Regions from separate parts of the Homo sapiens genome. Here region 2 is linked to region 1. Evidence: chromatin loops called from intact Hi-C (ENCODE). Cell type or tissue: ascending aorta. All regions are shown on one strand. Links, peaks and the distances in the headings refer to the core of each region. The heading gives the core; the rest is flanking DNA.

Region 1 (8,016 bases), core at 1,541-6,540:
TTACCTGGAAGTCTTAATCCCAGGAACCTCAGTATGGAAGGTGAGAAATAACGTCTTTGCAGAGGTAATTAGTTAAGATGGGCTCATACCAGAATAAAGTGGGATCTTAACCCAATATGACTGGTGTCCTTATAAGACAAGACCACAGACACAGACATGCAGGGAAATGCCATGTGATGAGGAAGGCAGAGGCTCAAGTGCTACAGCTGCAAGCCAAGGATTTTCCAGGGTTGTTGGGAAATCCACTAGAAGCTTAGAGAAGCTTCTAGTTCTAGAAGTTTCACTAGAAGCTTAGAGAAGGCCTGAAATAGACTCTCCCCTAGATCCTTCAGGGGGCGCATGCTTCTGCTGCTACCTTAATTTCAGACGTCTAGGCTTCAGAACTGAGACAATACATTTCTCTTGTATTAAGCCACTCCGTTTGTGGTACTTTGTTGTAGCAATCCTAGGAAGCTACAGTGCTCTTTAGCAAAAATAATAATGATACCAACAATAACAACAACCTGTCGCATATGTCCAGGAGCCAGCCCTGACAGGTGGATGTTCTCAAGAGAGCTGAACAGCTTTCCTACACTGTACCTCTTGATTCCCAGAGCTGGGTCTGCCTGAGCCTCTAGCAAACTTAGACCCACGTGTTTTTCATTAAGCATGTAGATGGCACTATGCCCCTTTTAGAGAAGGATCGTAACTCTGCAATGGGCATGTTCTTTCATGTTCATGTTCTTAGATCTGAGGAGCCCTAAATAAAAGTAGATGAACAGGACATTCTCTGCCATGCACTAGTAACGATTTGGTAAATTGAATCATATTTTAAGTACTCAGAGGGAGCTTGCTATTTAAATTCTTTTGCAAAGTAAGTATGACTTTTTCTTTTCCCCCCCAAAATCAGATTTTTGGATCTCAGTTTTCTTAAAGTAGGGAGCACAGCCCTGTATTAGATACTATTACAGGGCAAGATATATATATAAAACTTGGTGTCAGGTTAAGAAAGACAGAAAAATATTGACCTGCAGGTGTCTTCTGAGACATTATAGTCTGACAAATTTGAAATAATTCGACTAAGTGCTTTTTGCTAGCAGATTTTAAATTGAGAAACAGGGTGAATTTTATTATCTGCTTCAAACGTTTGAGATTCTATAAATATAGACCAGTTAATAGACTTGTTTTATAAATGTAATAATAGTAGTGGTAATTTAAGAATATTTTATTTTCATATCCCAGTCCCACTTGACTGCTAGGAGCCCATATTTTTCCAAAAAAGGAAATTTCTTGGAATGTTCTGAGAGCTTAGGATAAAACAGGAACAACTTTAATTCAACAAAGAGAAAAGCCAAAGCAGAGGAATTTACAGTTAATTCATGGATTAATCCAGAATATATTGAATAAGTACCATGGGCTTCCACTAGTAGAATCTTTTCAAGTGTAATTTTTATCCTTATAGAGACAGAGTTGCCTATTAGTGACAAAGCATATCGACAAAGAAAGGGTTAAATAGTTGCAGATAGTGTCAGTGTCCAAATACTAAAAATAGTGTGCAAACAATAAATGCTCGGTGTTAGCGGGGGCTGGAGATACTCCTGGGAAGGGATTCGGTCTGTTGCTCTGATATTCTCTGCAGACATGTCCTTGACTCATTTCGGGGCAATGACCAGTCACGAAGAGTAAAATTATCAGTCATGAAGCTTCAGGATGCTTTTGCATGCACATATGTGCAAAAAAGCATTTATGAGTGCGGCAAACTCAAATTTCCAGATTCTGGGGAAAGAAAAGTCTGTGAATTGAAAATCATCCCTCCTGTGAGACTAAGACTGCTTCGTGGAGATTGTTGTTTCATTTCAAGCTCATGTGGAAGACTCCTTCCTTGGTTCCAAGGGGCTTTTCCTTCCTAATTCATTGTTAATTCAAACCTGAATGTTCACATTCTCCCCTTAACAAAACATTCTTTACATTTCTAAAGGTTCACACAGGGCAGGGCCTAGGAGGCATGGGAGGCATTTGCTTATGTGATAAATAAAATATCAAAATTTTCCATAAAGATAAGATCAATATTGTTGATTTTTTTCTTTTTGCCTCTGAGCCCATTTTAGTCCTGGGTTCACAAATTATTGGTTGTGAGAACACCGTCAATAAACATTAGCCCTGTGTTTAAAACATCCTTAATTCTTTTCTGAGGAGGAAAAGTTTTTAGTTAAAATAATAATGATGGGCCAGGCACAGTGACTCACACCTGTAATCCCAAAACTTTGGGAGGCTGAGGCGGGAGGCTCACTTGAGCCCAGGAGTTCGACACCAGCCTGGGCAACATAGTGAGACCTGGTCTCTACAAAAAATACAAAAATTAGCTGGGCCTGATGACACACGTCTGTAGTCCCAGGTACTCAGGAGGCTGAGGTGGGAGGATCACCTGAGCCTGGGGAAGTTGAGGCTGCAGTGAGCTGTGATTGCACCACTGAACTCCAGGCTGGGCCACAGAGCAAGATCCTGCCTCAAAAAAAAAGTTAACAACAATAACAAGTTTTAAACAAGCTCTCAAAGTTGATTCATTCCCTTATTCTTCAACAAATATATTTCCTGTGCCTCTGTTGTGTCCTGAGCCCCTTGTAACACATGCGAGACCACTTCATAAGCCTTAATAATCCTAGCCTTAATTTTCTATTTTCCCTATTTCATGCTCTTCGACTTTCATTTTCTTATTCCCAGTTTTGGTCCTGGAGGATGCTGACGTGAAAGGAACAGCATGAGTCTTATGCACTCAGTTCTTTTTCTGTCCCTGTATCTGGATTACCCTACTTAGTAAGCTAAACAACCTCGTGCTGATTCAGAGCCAAAGGAGGGATCAGCCCCATGAAATGAGAGGCCGTGTGCTTTTGTGCGGAGGCAAAGGCTGCGGGCTTCATTAGAGATGGCTGTGAAGGAATCCATGTAGCCGGTGTCACTTATGATGCAGCAGGCTCTCCTGGCAAAAGGAGAGTCATTTATAGTTCAGGGCTTCTCCTGGTGGGTTAAATACCGTAAATCCTTATGAGTAATGCCAGAGCCATAGAATCAATAAAAACCAAAATGACCTTCACTCAGCCTGCCCTCGAAGTGGATGATCCCGGAGTGATAGACACCTCGTTGCTACATGGGGGAAATGTAATCTGGCAAAAATGACAAGGATCACTTCTGTGTTACTTTATTCTCTGCCTTTCTCACTTTTAATCAGTTCTGGCAGGGCATGAGATTTTCAGATATGTTTTCCAGTTTAATTTGTGAAAAACCTCATACTTCAGGGTGACATTGGCCATCCAGTGAATCAGGAAATCCCTCAAATCTCTTTTGGGAGAGTGTCAGGCAAAATCAGCTGCAACCCTGGACAGCTGCTCTTTGAAGTATTGAACGGGGAGCTGGCGAGACAGTCTAGGACTGAGGATGGGCTTACGAGAGAGACAGGAGGGAGAAGCACAAGGGACCCCGAGGTGCAGGAGGCAACCTCCTGATAAAGTTCCCAACACTGAGGGCCAGAGAAGAAAGTGCACCAGGGAGTGACGGATGGAGAAAGAATTTCCCCGTGGGATTCCAGTTCTTAGCTTTGCGCACGTGTAGTTTCCCGGGGCTGCCAGGAAAGTCCCACAACGGGGTGACTTAAAACAACAGAAATGTATTCTCTCACACTTCTGGATGCCCGGAGTCTGAAGGTATTGACCAGGTTGGTTCTTTCTGGAGGTTCAGAGGGAGGATCTGTGCACTGCTCTCTCCTAACATCTGGTGGCTCCTGGGCATCCTTTGACCGACGGCTGCATCACTGCCATCTCTGCCTCTGTCTTTACACGGTGTTCTTCCTCTGTATGTGCCTCCTCTGGGTCTCCGTGTCCAAATTCCCTTCTTATTAGGAAGCCAGTCATTGGATTCAAGGCTCATCCTATTCCTATGCGACCTATTGGTTACATCTGCAAAGACCCTATTCTCAATTAAGGTCTCATTCGCAGGTAGTGGAAGTTAGGACTTCGACATATCTTTTTGGGGGACGCAATTCAACTCACAGTAGTGCTTTCTATTAAATAACCAAAAAGTATACTTTCAGCTACTGGAACGAAATAAATAGTAGTTCTTCAAAGTGCTTTATTATAGTGAGAAGAAGCATCTGGGAGGTTTATTTTAAAAGGCAGATGTTGATGCAGAATCCCTGTGGTGGCACACATGATCTGCATTTTACAGTATTTGAGTGATTCCAATGCAGTGATATGGGAACCCTACTTTGAGAAACACTGTTTTATGGTACACCTTTAACTCTCCCCGAATTATCAGTGTCTTATTACTAATTCCCAGATATTTCCTACATTACATAACTTATTTACCTTTGACTCAGTTTTACAATGTGAGGTATAAAATGATTTCTATTGTCAGTCCTAATGCATTATTAATATCATTCATTAATTGCTGGTCTGTGAACTGAAACCTTACTCGGGGAAATCATATGTCACTGTAATCCTTATCCATTTTCCAAATTGGTTTGAGATTTATTCAAGTTATGAAAGATATTTTCCTTTGAATTTTAAAAAATGAGCTGCCATTTTGTTTGAAAATATTAGACCAAATCCAATAAAAATTTAAGGTTCATCTTGATGATATATTCTTTAGCATAGTAACAATCTTTTTTTTTTTTTTTTTGAGACGGAGTTTTGCTTTTGTTGCCCAGGCTGGAGTGCAGTGGTGTGATCTCGTCTCACGGCAACCTCCACCTCCCCGGTTAAGCAATTCTCCTGCCTCAGCCTCCCAAGGAGCTGGGATTACAGGTGCACGCCACCACATCTGGCTAATTTTTTGTATTTTTAGTAGAGACAGGGTTTCACCATGTTGGCCAGGCTGGTCTCAAACTCCTGGCCTCAAGTGATCCGCCTGCTTTGGTATCCCAAAGTGCTGGGATTATAAGCGTGACCTACTGCACCCAGCCTATAGTAACAATCTTTAACATGATATTTACTGCATCATTAGGGAACAAGCTAAGAGGCAAAAGGAAACTACTACTAGCCTGAGTTGAGAAGGAGATTTCAAATAGGATTTTTTCATCTGCCCAATGAAGTTAATTACAGAACCTGTTAGTATAGAAGTGCCTAGAAGGAAGTCAATACTCAACAAATATTAGCTATTAGCTATTATTTTATCTTGTCGTTCAATAATGATAACCTGTGCATTTGGAAAGGATTTTCCCCTCATTTTACAAATTAATACCTAAGAAGCAAGAGGTAACAATAGAAGATAATGCCAGTGTTACCTTTCTTTCCTATTGCCTTCCAGATGTTTCTCAGTAATGAGGCCAGAGATACTAAAGACTATTTGAAGTACTAAATACTTTTAATATGATTTGGTAATGTTAGCAAGGGGCGCATATTAAAACCTTTTATACAGAAATGTATTAAATATTCCCGTGCAGCAAATATTTGCACACTGGATAATCCTTTTCTCATTTTTCATTGTAAACGAAAAGAAACGAGTGTTCTTTGTCTCCATTTATGAAACTGTTAATACTGTTAATATTTGTAATTGAAACTTAAGAATCTTATACAGTGGTTCCATTTAAGTACCATGACACTATTTAAAGTCTTATTTACGTAGAACCCTTCTTTGGCTTTATATACATAGTGACCTCTATAGTTACACATCATGTATACACATGTATCTATCACAATATATACATGCCTTTGGAGGTGTTCAGGATGAATGTAATTTTATAGCCTTTAAAGAAGAAGGATCTCCCCAAGGCCAAATAATTGTGTGATGCCTCCAGAATTTTGGTCTTTTAATTTGCACAAACAGAGCTGTGGGAATGGAATGATTTTAATGTAGCTCCATGGCTTTCCTTTGGGTTTTTTATTTTTTAATTTCTAATTCTTGATAATTGGTAGATTTTTTTTTTCTAAATTTTTGGGAATGTTCTTCAGAGGAGTTACATAGGTAACAAGCAACATCCACAGTTAGTGATGGATTATTTTCCAGTAATGCATGACTACTCCACAATTAAAATGATTTCCCCCAAATCCCAGTCCTGCTATTACCAGGAGTTTTAAGTTTCTCCCAGTTGCCGTTTAACCATTCTTTACCTTTTTGATACCTATAAGCAACTGAGTGGATACCACCTTATGGAGAAATGAGAATTTTCTCATGATTTATATCTTTAAGCAAACTTAGAAATTAGGCTGGTGCGCTGGCTCAAGCCTGTAATCCCAGCACTTTGGGAGGGTGAGGCGGGTGGATCACCTGAGATCGGGAGTTTGAGACCAGACTGACCAACACAGAGAAACAGTGTCTCTACTAAAAATACAAAATTAGCTGGGTGTGGTGGTGCATGCCTGTAATCCCAGCTACTGGGGAGGCTGAAGCAGGAGAATTGCTTGAACCCGGAAGTTGGAGGTTGAGGCAAGCCCAGATCGTGCCATTGCACTCCAGCCTGGGCAACAAGAGCAAAACTCTGTCTCAAAAAAAAAAAAAAAAAAAAAAAAAAAAAGGAAAGTATGCAGGTTGCAGACTTAAAAATTGTGCAGATTTTAGTTTCCATAGATCATTCCTCTTAGAAAATTTAGAGCCAAAGGACTACATCTCACTCCATTTCAGCTCACTTTTATTTTACTACTTTGACCTACAAAGATCATCCCCCTTCCACCCTTGATCTTTTCATGCATTCCTGTTCTCAGAGTTCTAACATAACAGTGACCCTAAGTTGCAAAATATTCACATTCAACTTATTTTCTCTTTAGCAGTAAATTTCCTGAGGCTGTATCCCTGACTATCACAGGCCCCGAGTGAGCAGTCAAAGAGATAAGTTACATCGCGTAACTTATGAATGACAGCGGGTGTTAGGAAGGGAGTGATTAGGAAAGAAAACTCCTAAAATAGGCCGGGTGCGATGGCTCACGCCTGTAATCCCAGCACTTTGGGAGGCGGAGGCAGGCAAGTTGCTGAGCTCAGGAGTTCAAGACCACCCTGGACAACATGGCAAAACTCTTGTCTCTATAAAAATATAAAAATTAGTTGGGTGTGGTGGCACATACCAGTAGTCTTAGCTACTTGTGGGGCTGAGGCCGGAGGACTGCTTGAGCCCAGGAGGTTGAGGCTGCACGGAGCTGTGTTTGCGCCACTTCACTCTAGCCTGGATGACAGAGCAAGACCCCGTCTCTTAAAAAAAAAAAAGGAAAACTCCTAAAATAACACTCCTTCACACTGAACCCTTGGTAATAGCCTTTAACTAACTGATTCAGGGTTTACCCAGCTAGGTCAATGGCTAGAGCACAATGCCTCATTCCAGACAGAGATCATGGCCTCACTCCCTTCTCCAGCTATGGGCAATGGCAAGATAGAAAGCTGACCAGCTCGATATTAGGGCCATTTCCAAAACATCAGCCATCTCCCACCATGACTCAGTCCCTAATTCAGCCTCATGTATGTGACAGAGAAACCAGTTCCTGCCTGGGCTCTCCTCGAGGCATTTTACATGGGTTTACTACAGACTTCTAAAATTCATGAAATTTCTTCTGGCCACTCGGACTCCATTTCCTCAACTGTAAAATTCAGGATTTTTATCTGGATTAAATGAATGAATATATTCATTCATGGCAGATGGTTAGGTCTCAGTAGAGGCTGGCCATCACCAGTACAGTTTTCTCAGAGCACACTTGCCCTCAATAGATTGCTGTCATGATGGAGCACTTGGGAAAAATGGACCATGGCTGGTCAGAAAACCTCAGGACCAAATATGGTGTAATTATTGAATCTGGTAGATGCAGTAACTCTCTGCAGGAGTGGCGTGAACTCAAGGATGTCACTTGGGGTAGAGGGAGGCAAGCAGAGGGAGCCAGGAGTTTCTGCTCTCTGCAGAGATGGTGCTGGCAAGCAGGATTGGTCATCTCTGCTCCTGAAGCAGTGGGTTCTCTGTCCCCATTTGCATTGGGTGCTGCTTGTGGGTTCCCCCAAACTTTCTGGTGTCAGCCACACCCAGAAGCAGATTAGGAATCTCTGGTAATTAGTAATCCCTGGAGATTA
Region 2 (8,016 bases), core at 2,034-7,033, 570 kb after region 1:
TCTGTAGTCTCAATATGGAATTATAAATAAGTAATCCATAATTTTTAACAAAGACACCAGAATGAGTTGAAGGAACAAACTTCATTTAGATTGTCATCAAGTATGTTAGAAGGCTATTTTGGATGTAAATTATTTTTCTTATACAAAAAATAGTAATTAACATTGATTAAAGCCCAGTGAATTCAGTCCAGTGTATTCAGCTCCTCCACTGGTAGCCGCAATACTAAGTTCTGAGAGGCTTGTAAAGATATTAGTCTCAGTCCTTTCTCTCGAGAAACACACACGAATAGGCATAGAAAGTGATATAAATAATAAACTGGAAAGAAAAGCAGTGTGTGACAGAAAATTATATTTGGCAGATTAATATAAAATGTTTTTAAAATATAAAAGGATAGTTATAAACATACAGCAAAATCTAGATTGGCAAGTATTTAAGCAAAACTAAACAAACAAATAAATAATCCAGAAATGTTTATCTCAATGATCTTTTAGAAGAAAAATGATTTGTTCTACTTGGATTGGCTACAGTTCTCTGAGTTATTGGATGGAAGCAAAACATGGCCATAACCTCATTGGCCATCAAGGCAAATGTATCCAGCCAACCCAGAAACTTAAGGCACACATTCCCACATATTTTCCCATGGGAAAGACTTGGCTGTATGGGCTCAACTACTGCCAAATAAGCCATTTGCTTGGAATGGGATTTATCTGGGTAGGGCTGAGAGGTGAGATAGGGTGGAGAGTTAGCTAAATGGATTAAGGATGGTGAAATAAATAATTTGTCCTGGTATAGAAGCTTGGTGTAACAACAGGTGCAAGAATGGTGAAAGTGGGTACCTAAAATATTACCAGTTTTGCCAAAGGCCGTATCTAAGCAAGTGCATTGATGTCACCTCAACCTCAAAAGTAGTCTCTGAGCTGCTTAAAGGCAGAATTAATGTCTCCTTTCTCACCTCTCCCCAGTACTTAGCACAATGCTATGACTTAATAGCTACTCAGTAACTATTTGCTGAACAAGTTAGTGAGTGTATTTGCATGTATTTGAGCACCAGTTAGTCTATAAAGTAAGGCAGACCACCCAGGAAATCTCTCTTATAATTCACTCTCTTCGTTTTGGTACCAACAGTAACAGAAAGTTGCTGCTTCTTTTTTTGTGCCTTAACAGAGATATTAGGAAGAGAAAAAAAATCTGTCAAAGGAGAACAACATTCTTTTGAAGAAAAATATTGACATTCACAAAAAAGAACAAAGCTCTTGGTGCCCCTCTATCTTGAACATCCCTCTACCAGCAAAAGAAAGCACAGAGGTTAACAGATTTAGCAGGGAAAGCAGGCTGTAATCCCATTGACAGCTAGGAAATGAAATGACATCAAGTATTCAATAATTGCCCTCAATTAGCCTATGCAAAGCAAGGATTAATTACCAGCATTGAAAAAGCTCACCTTTGACTCCTCTTTCAAGATCTCTCTTACACTGAGTGTTCTTCTGGTGTTATAAATGAAGGTCCGGTGGACTTGATAACTTGCTTTTCCCTTAATATATTTTAGTAGAAAGTAGCTTTTAATATGGCAACAGAAATTTAATGAAAGGGAACTCTTAGCTGGTCTCAGAAATACATATACAAATAGACACAGATACAGATGTAGACATAATGTATAGATATATGTAGGTACAAATACACAAATGACTGGAATTTACTGATTCAGCATGCACCAGGCATTAGCAATAACCCTTGTACACATTAGCTTTGGAATTCTCAGGACAGCAATTAAATGTATTCACGTAAACCTATAAAATAATGTTATTACTATACAGGGAAATAAATCATAACAATAATGTCTACATAGGTACCGATTCTACTTTTTGGCATATTCTCCTAACAAAAGCTATCTTTTCCCCAAGCCAGTAATAAAATAAAACCAAATGAATCTCTAAAGCCATTCACTTAATGAAATAATTTTGTTAAGCAAACAATAAAAACCTCATTGGCAACAAAAAAGTAGTAGTGTCAGAGCACACTGGAATGCCTGAGCAAAAGGGTAGATGTGATTTGCTCTGTTTAGGAGAGTTATCTGGGCAAATGGAAAGGCTTAGCTGGGTTTAGTTAATGTTGCTAGTAAGCACAAGAGTTAGGAAAAACAAGGAAGTGAAGGAATAGAAGAGATAAGAACACAGAAAAGTGGAGAACGTAAGAAAACAGGAGACGGGGCTTGGGAAATTAAATTAAAACTTGCTTGATCGCCTGTTTCAACCGCTGTGTGAGATCCTTTTACCTATGGCTAGGCAATTATGACAGCATGGTTAGCAACCAGGAAGCCACACTCAATTACATAACAGGACTGAGGTCAGAAGATTGAGGAATGGGAAGTATGTCCTTTTTGGAATTTGCTGGATTTGAACTCAACCAGATGTGGATTTAAGTTCCATCCTTTATTATTAGAGATATCTCTATGGATAAGGAAATCTGACAGGGGTTGGTCGATGGGCAAGGGTGCTTAATCATAACATTAGCACAACTGTTCCGTATAGTTTGTCATTATTTGGTGGAAGGATGGTCCAAATCCTACTCATTGCCACAGCCATCTGATGTTTCTGTAAGCCTGCAAACCAGTCAGCAGGGAATGGGATGGATCTGATGGTTTAACAGGGACAAGGTATGTCCTGATGAAATGTTTTATGTCATTTACAAAGTTGATACAGACCCAAGCATAATAATTGATTTAGTAATTGCCTAGTATATGGAGGTTTCCAAACTTCTTCTAGTGAAGCCAAGGGCAGAAGCATACATTTGTGCTGGCTTTAAAAGAAAATATATTCTTTCTTTCTTTCCTTCTTTCTTTCTTTTTTTTTCTGAACATACCTTGAAAAGATAGTTAAGAGAAACGTATTGATGGATCCGGATCATATCAGTTCATTATCCCAGTATGATACTGGGTTTCAAAAGAAGATGCTATGGACACTCTTCTGGAGATAATTTAGTGAGGTGGAAAAAGAGAGTGTGGGTTCAAATCCCAGCTCTGCCACTTGGCAATTTGTCCCCATCTGTTTGGCGGAAGTTATTTAAGTACTTTCAGTCTCAGCAGTTTCATCTGTAAGATGAGGATGTTCTTAGTGTCTATTTCAGAGCTGTTGTTAAAGTGTTTAGAACTGCGCCAGCACATAGTAAGGGTTGAATACATGTAAGCTATCATTACTACTGCTATATTATAATAACACTATTAACATAATGAAATTCTACTCCCTATATTTGTAAAGTACAACATTGAGAGATTACCTAGATTGTACTATTTTTATGTAGTTTTCAGTGAACAGGATACTTGGGTGTTTCTCTCCAGGCTAGTGCTTAGTAAAAATGTACACCACCCCCCCACCCCCCAAAAAAAGAAAGAAACAAAGAAAAAAAGACGGAAAAAAAAGGCTTTAAAAGTAAATGAAACCGAATCATGTGTTTTCCAAAGGGGGTTTATTGTTGCTGGCTACAGCACTACATTTTTAAAAAGCCAATCATTTTCTTACAAAAACGGTCTGCAAATAATGAGTCATGCTGCAGAATTTTGTGACTTTTCAGAGAATTATTTTCTGACAGCACTATATCTCTAAGTAACTTTAAAACTCTGTTGAAATTGGTTTGTTTAGACGACATTCGCCAACTTCTGCTTTGGGTGTTAAGAATGAACCTTTCAATTAAGGCAAAGTAAGACTAGTCCAACTGTTTTTGAACACAGTAATGCTGCAGACTGCCCGAATGTAAACAGAAATTGACAATTTGAAAATGTCATCAACCCTGAGCTTTCAAAGGTGTTAAATATTTAACTGTAGCTAACAGACTGCAAAGTAATATTTGCTTGACCAAATATACGTGCTTATTATTTCTCCACGATCACTCTCAGCCTCATCTCTTTTGTAGCTTCACTTAGTTTTCAGAAGCTCACCAGGCCTGAAGGTGGCAATGACAATTTTCTTCTAGAAAACTCCAGGTTTAGCTTGAGGGGAATGCTTTAGACTCTAGGCTTTGAGCCTGGGCTCAAATCTCAGATACGAAACCTAAAACCTAGATGACTCTAAGCCTGTAATTGAACTTCTTTTGGCCTCAGTTTCCTCATCTGTAAAGTCTTTTACATAGTTTGGAAAATGAATGAGAATGCCAGGAGGCAGTGTGCGCCTATGGTCCCAGCTACTCGGGAGGCTGAGGCAGGAGGATCACTTGAGCCTAGGAGTTCAAGTTCAGCCTGGGCAACATAGCAAGACTCTGTCTCTTGAAGCAATAAAAAGAAAAACAAAATGAGATAATGAGGATTAACTACTTAGCACACAGTGCCTAGCATGCAGTAAGCAGAATAAACATTAGCAATAAGTACAGAACGTGTTGTTATCACTGTTCTATTATATATGCAGCACTTTAAGATCTCTGGGCATCTGTGTTTGCTCCTTTTTCTCTTGGAATGCTCTGGCTTTGCATGGATGTCCTTTTCTCACCCTTTGTTTCTCCACTGAGATGGCATCTCCTCCCAGGGGCCTTGGCTGAGCTCTCTGGTAAAAGAAGACTTTCCTGAAGCCCCACTCCTCATGCCCTGTCTGCTTCAATACTTGACTGTATCTGAAATTAGATTACTAGCTTTTTAAACCAATTGATGGTCTCCCCCAATCAAGTACAGGCCCCTTACAGAAGATACTTTCCCTGTCTTTTTCATCATCAATTTCCAGAGCCCAGAACAGGATATGTCTCACTGGGGTCTCTGAAATGCTTACCGATGAACCAGCTCCAAATAAGATTATGACACATATGCCTTTGTGTTAACTTATTTAATTCATACATCAAGATGTTACTCAGAATATAACATGGTATTATTAAAGAGAGTTCCTGAGAAAGTTAATCCATCATGCAGCCTTTATACACGACTTTTACTAATTCTGTCATTAAGTGTGTCATTAGTGTCTAGGATTTTGGTAAAAATAATACACGAAGGAGAGCTGGAAGTAAAGTGCATAATATTAGCATAACTTATCTCCTGATCAAGTTAAAAATATAAGATACTTTGTGATATGGTCCCTAATATTCCAGTGTTCTTAAAAATAGCTCTAAGGAGAAGTGAAACAGAATGGAAGTGTTCATTAATCCAGGATTGTAGGCAAAGACTACACTCTTCTTGAAGACTTGAGCTCCAGTGAATGATTCCCTCTTCTTGAAGACCTAACCTCCATTGAATGTTCCAGTTCTACTCTCCTGGCCACCTGCGTTACTTAGGAATAGTGCCTACAGGAAAAACGACACCTGGCTGGCAAATTGGTCTATACATATCTGGAACAGTCTTCATAGTTTTGAGTGTCCCTGAATGTGGTGACTTTTCTAACTGGCATGCCCCATGTCATATACAATGGCAGCTATGCCCACGGATCTGTCAGAAGTATTGGTTCCATTGGAGGCATGAGGCATCTAAGCCAAAGCAGTTCTTCTGACTGTCTGATCTCAACATGTCTTCTTACACCTGAACTGTCTGCTGCATGGCAAAATGATGTCTATTGGGCACTACGTACTGCTATAAAATCTCTCCCTTAAAAGAAGATTTTAAGTTGCTCTGCTGGCAAGTTGTACTTTCATCCCATTCCTTTTTGATGAATCTGATGCCAGTATAGCCAATGGCAATCTCTTGTAAGACTCAATGCTTGTTATTAAAGTCTAAACAGCAGAGACCCTAGTGGGTGAGGCAGGAGTGGTAACGGTTTGATGGCTATGAAAATCACAGATAATATTTTGAAAAGGAGTTGCCAAATCAAAGGGCATAGACTGAACCCGTGAAACGTAGGTGAGAAAACCATGGGCTCAAGTACTGATTAGCTAAGGAATTTTGCAGAGAAGCAACTTAAAACTACACAGGAACCCCTACAGTCACATACCATAAGACTGAGTGAGGCAGAAGGATGAGGAATGGACCATTTTAAATCTACTTGGAAAGATTTTGGGGTACGTAAGCTACATCAAAAAAAAAATCAGCTGCATACTGAAGCTGAATAGACATTCCCTGTCTTTTTCATCATCAATTTCCAGAGCCCAGAATAGGATATGTCTCAATGGGGTCTCTGAGATGCTTATTGATGAACCATCTCTAAGATTATGACATATATGCCTTCATGTTAACTTATTTAATTTATACGTAAAGTTGTTACTCAGAATATAACATTGTATTATTAAAGAGAGTTCCTGAAAAAGTGAATCCATCATGCAGGCTTTATTCATGACTTTTACTAATTCTGTCATTAAGTGGCAGTATTACTAACTAGAGTGGCATTTTGCTTTTTCTTTAAACAATCTCCATTTCTTATTCTCTCCTAGTTTTTCTTTTTTCTTTTTGCTGAATTCTTAACAGAAGTGCCTTCCTTGTGAGGATAAGCAGTGTCCTGTCATAACCTACTATATATTGGAAAAAACTACAGAGAAAATGTCCCACCGGGAACATGGTAGAGAACAAGACCTTTGAGTAGAAAGAATTCTGGTTTTTTAGATGATAACAACTTTTCCTAGCACTTTATCCATCCTTCAAAGCAGCATCCATAATAAAAATGGACCACAGAAGGGAGTTGAAAACTCCAGATTCTGACCAGAACAATTCCTTAGAATGATAGTGCATCTGGGCACTTGGCCCTCAGGCTCCAGGAGACAGGGCTCTTCATCTGAGGACCGAGGATAAGGATGTGTCTGGCAAGACCCTGTGCAGGACCAACATTCTGAATTTCATTACTCTTCCTCCACACCCCAGCTTCTATCAGGACAGCATCCTTCCATTTGCTTTGCCTTTGATTTCTTTCCACGTAAAAAATTATAGGACTTTCCTAACCAAACTTCTTTTTTTCTTGTTTCTCTTCCTTGTGTATATATCGCCTTTTAATATTTCTGAAGTACACCTGTTTTTAAAACTCTTCCTCTCAATGATGCCTCTCTGCTCATCACAAGATGTCCAAAGTTAGATTGTCCCACTGAAATCCTTCTTTCTATCCTTGAAAACTCCATGTAATGCATGAAATCCATATTTAATACAAGGTAGGAGTGACCAAGCAGGAGACAACAGGGCTTTAGCTGTTGCAAACCCAAGTGAGCACACTTAGGTCTATTGTTCAATTTAATAGTCAATGACCCTTCCTGACAGAGGGTGATGTGTTTTCTCACAGACATCTGTAAACCTAACCAATGCCGATATCTTCATAGATATGAACAAAAAATGCATACAGAAGCAATAAATCATCCTACAGTTATCTAATATTAGTTGATGCCATTACTTTTCTTTATCATCAGTGACATTTTATTACTATTTTTGTTGCTTAATTCTCAAAAGTGCACTGAGCCTATACTACATAAAAGGTAATGCATTAAGGGCTATGGGCCAAAAGCATATTGTCAGATATGATATGGAAATTCTTCTTCCAAACGCTTCAAAAATTATAATTTGTGAGTCACTGAACCAAGCAGAACTGTGGTTTTGGCAACCTGGATATACACTCCCACCACAGTGCTAATCTTCAGCAGGCAGAACAAGGTACAATGAACTCTGAACTTTTGTTATTAAAACTAATCTAAGTTTGATTCCCCACAGGCTTAAAATTTATAGGAGAAGAAACATTTTCATGTTCCTTATTTGGTCATTTAAATATTATGATGGTTTCTCTTTAGTGATTCACATTCCTTTCCTATCAACTGTGGATCTCCTATGCTTGACTTTTTTTATTATTATTATACTTTAAGTTTTAGGGTACATGTGCACATTGTGCAGGTTAGTTACATATGTATACATGTGCCATGCTGGTGCACTGCACCCACTAACTCGTCATCTAGCATTAGGTATTTACTTTATTTTAAAATGGCAAATGAGGAAACAAACAAAAGGGGACTGCACAGCTTGTTGTGAACCAAGACAAAGAACTTGTAATCCTGGGACTCCTCAAAGCTCACCAAATTCCATTCAACCCTTCATAAAGCTAACCTGCAGAGTGCACTCCCCGACACGTGTGAGACAAATGAGATGC

Evidence for each region. A loop is a pair of places that touch in the nucleus more often than their neighbours do. Peaks named below come from ENCODE experiments on the same cell type or tissue, not always from the same donor. Only the 100,000 strongest peaks of a DNase experiment are listed, where the experiment ranks them.
Region 2: it touches region 1 in a loop (2.1-fold over the local background); 2 of 110 quality-filtered maps call a loop at or near these places.

Annotation. Positions count from the first base shown.
Region 1 is chr13:94,338,220-94,346,235 of GRCh38, reverse strand. All of the region lies in intron 6 of GPC6 (glypican 6), which reads right to left. Among named protein-coding and RNA genes, the nearest start is that of DCT, 140 kb to the left of the region's middle. RefSeq lists an enhancer at 1,622-2,220. In ascending aorta, for the core only: no CTCF peak of the experiment used is centred there; DNase peaks (open chromatin) are centred at 2,825 and 3,575; H3K4me3 peaks cover 1,238 bases; H3K27ac peaks cover 430 bases.
Region 2 is chr13:93,771,429-93,779,444 of GRCh38, reverse strand. The region is part of intron 2 of GPC6 (glypican 6); the gene reads right to left. Among named protein-coding and RNA genes, the nearest start is that of GPC6-AS2, 83 kb to the left of the region's middle. In ascending aorta, for the core only: no CTCF peak of the experiment used is centred there; no DNase peak of the experiment used is centred there; H3K27ac peaks cover 847 bases.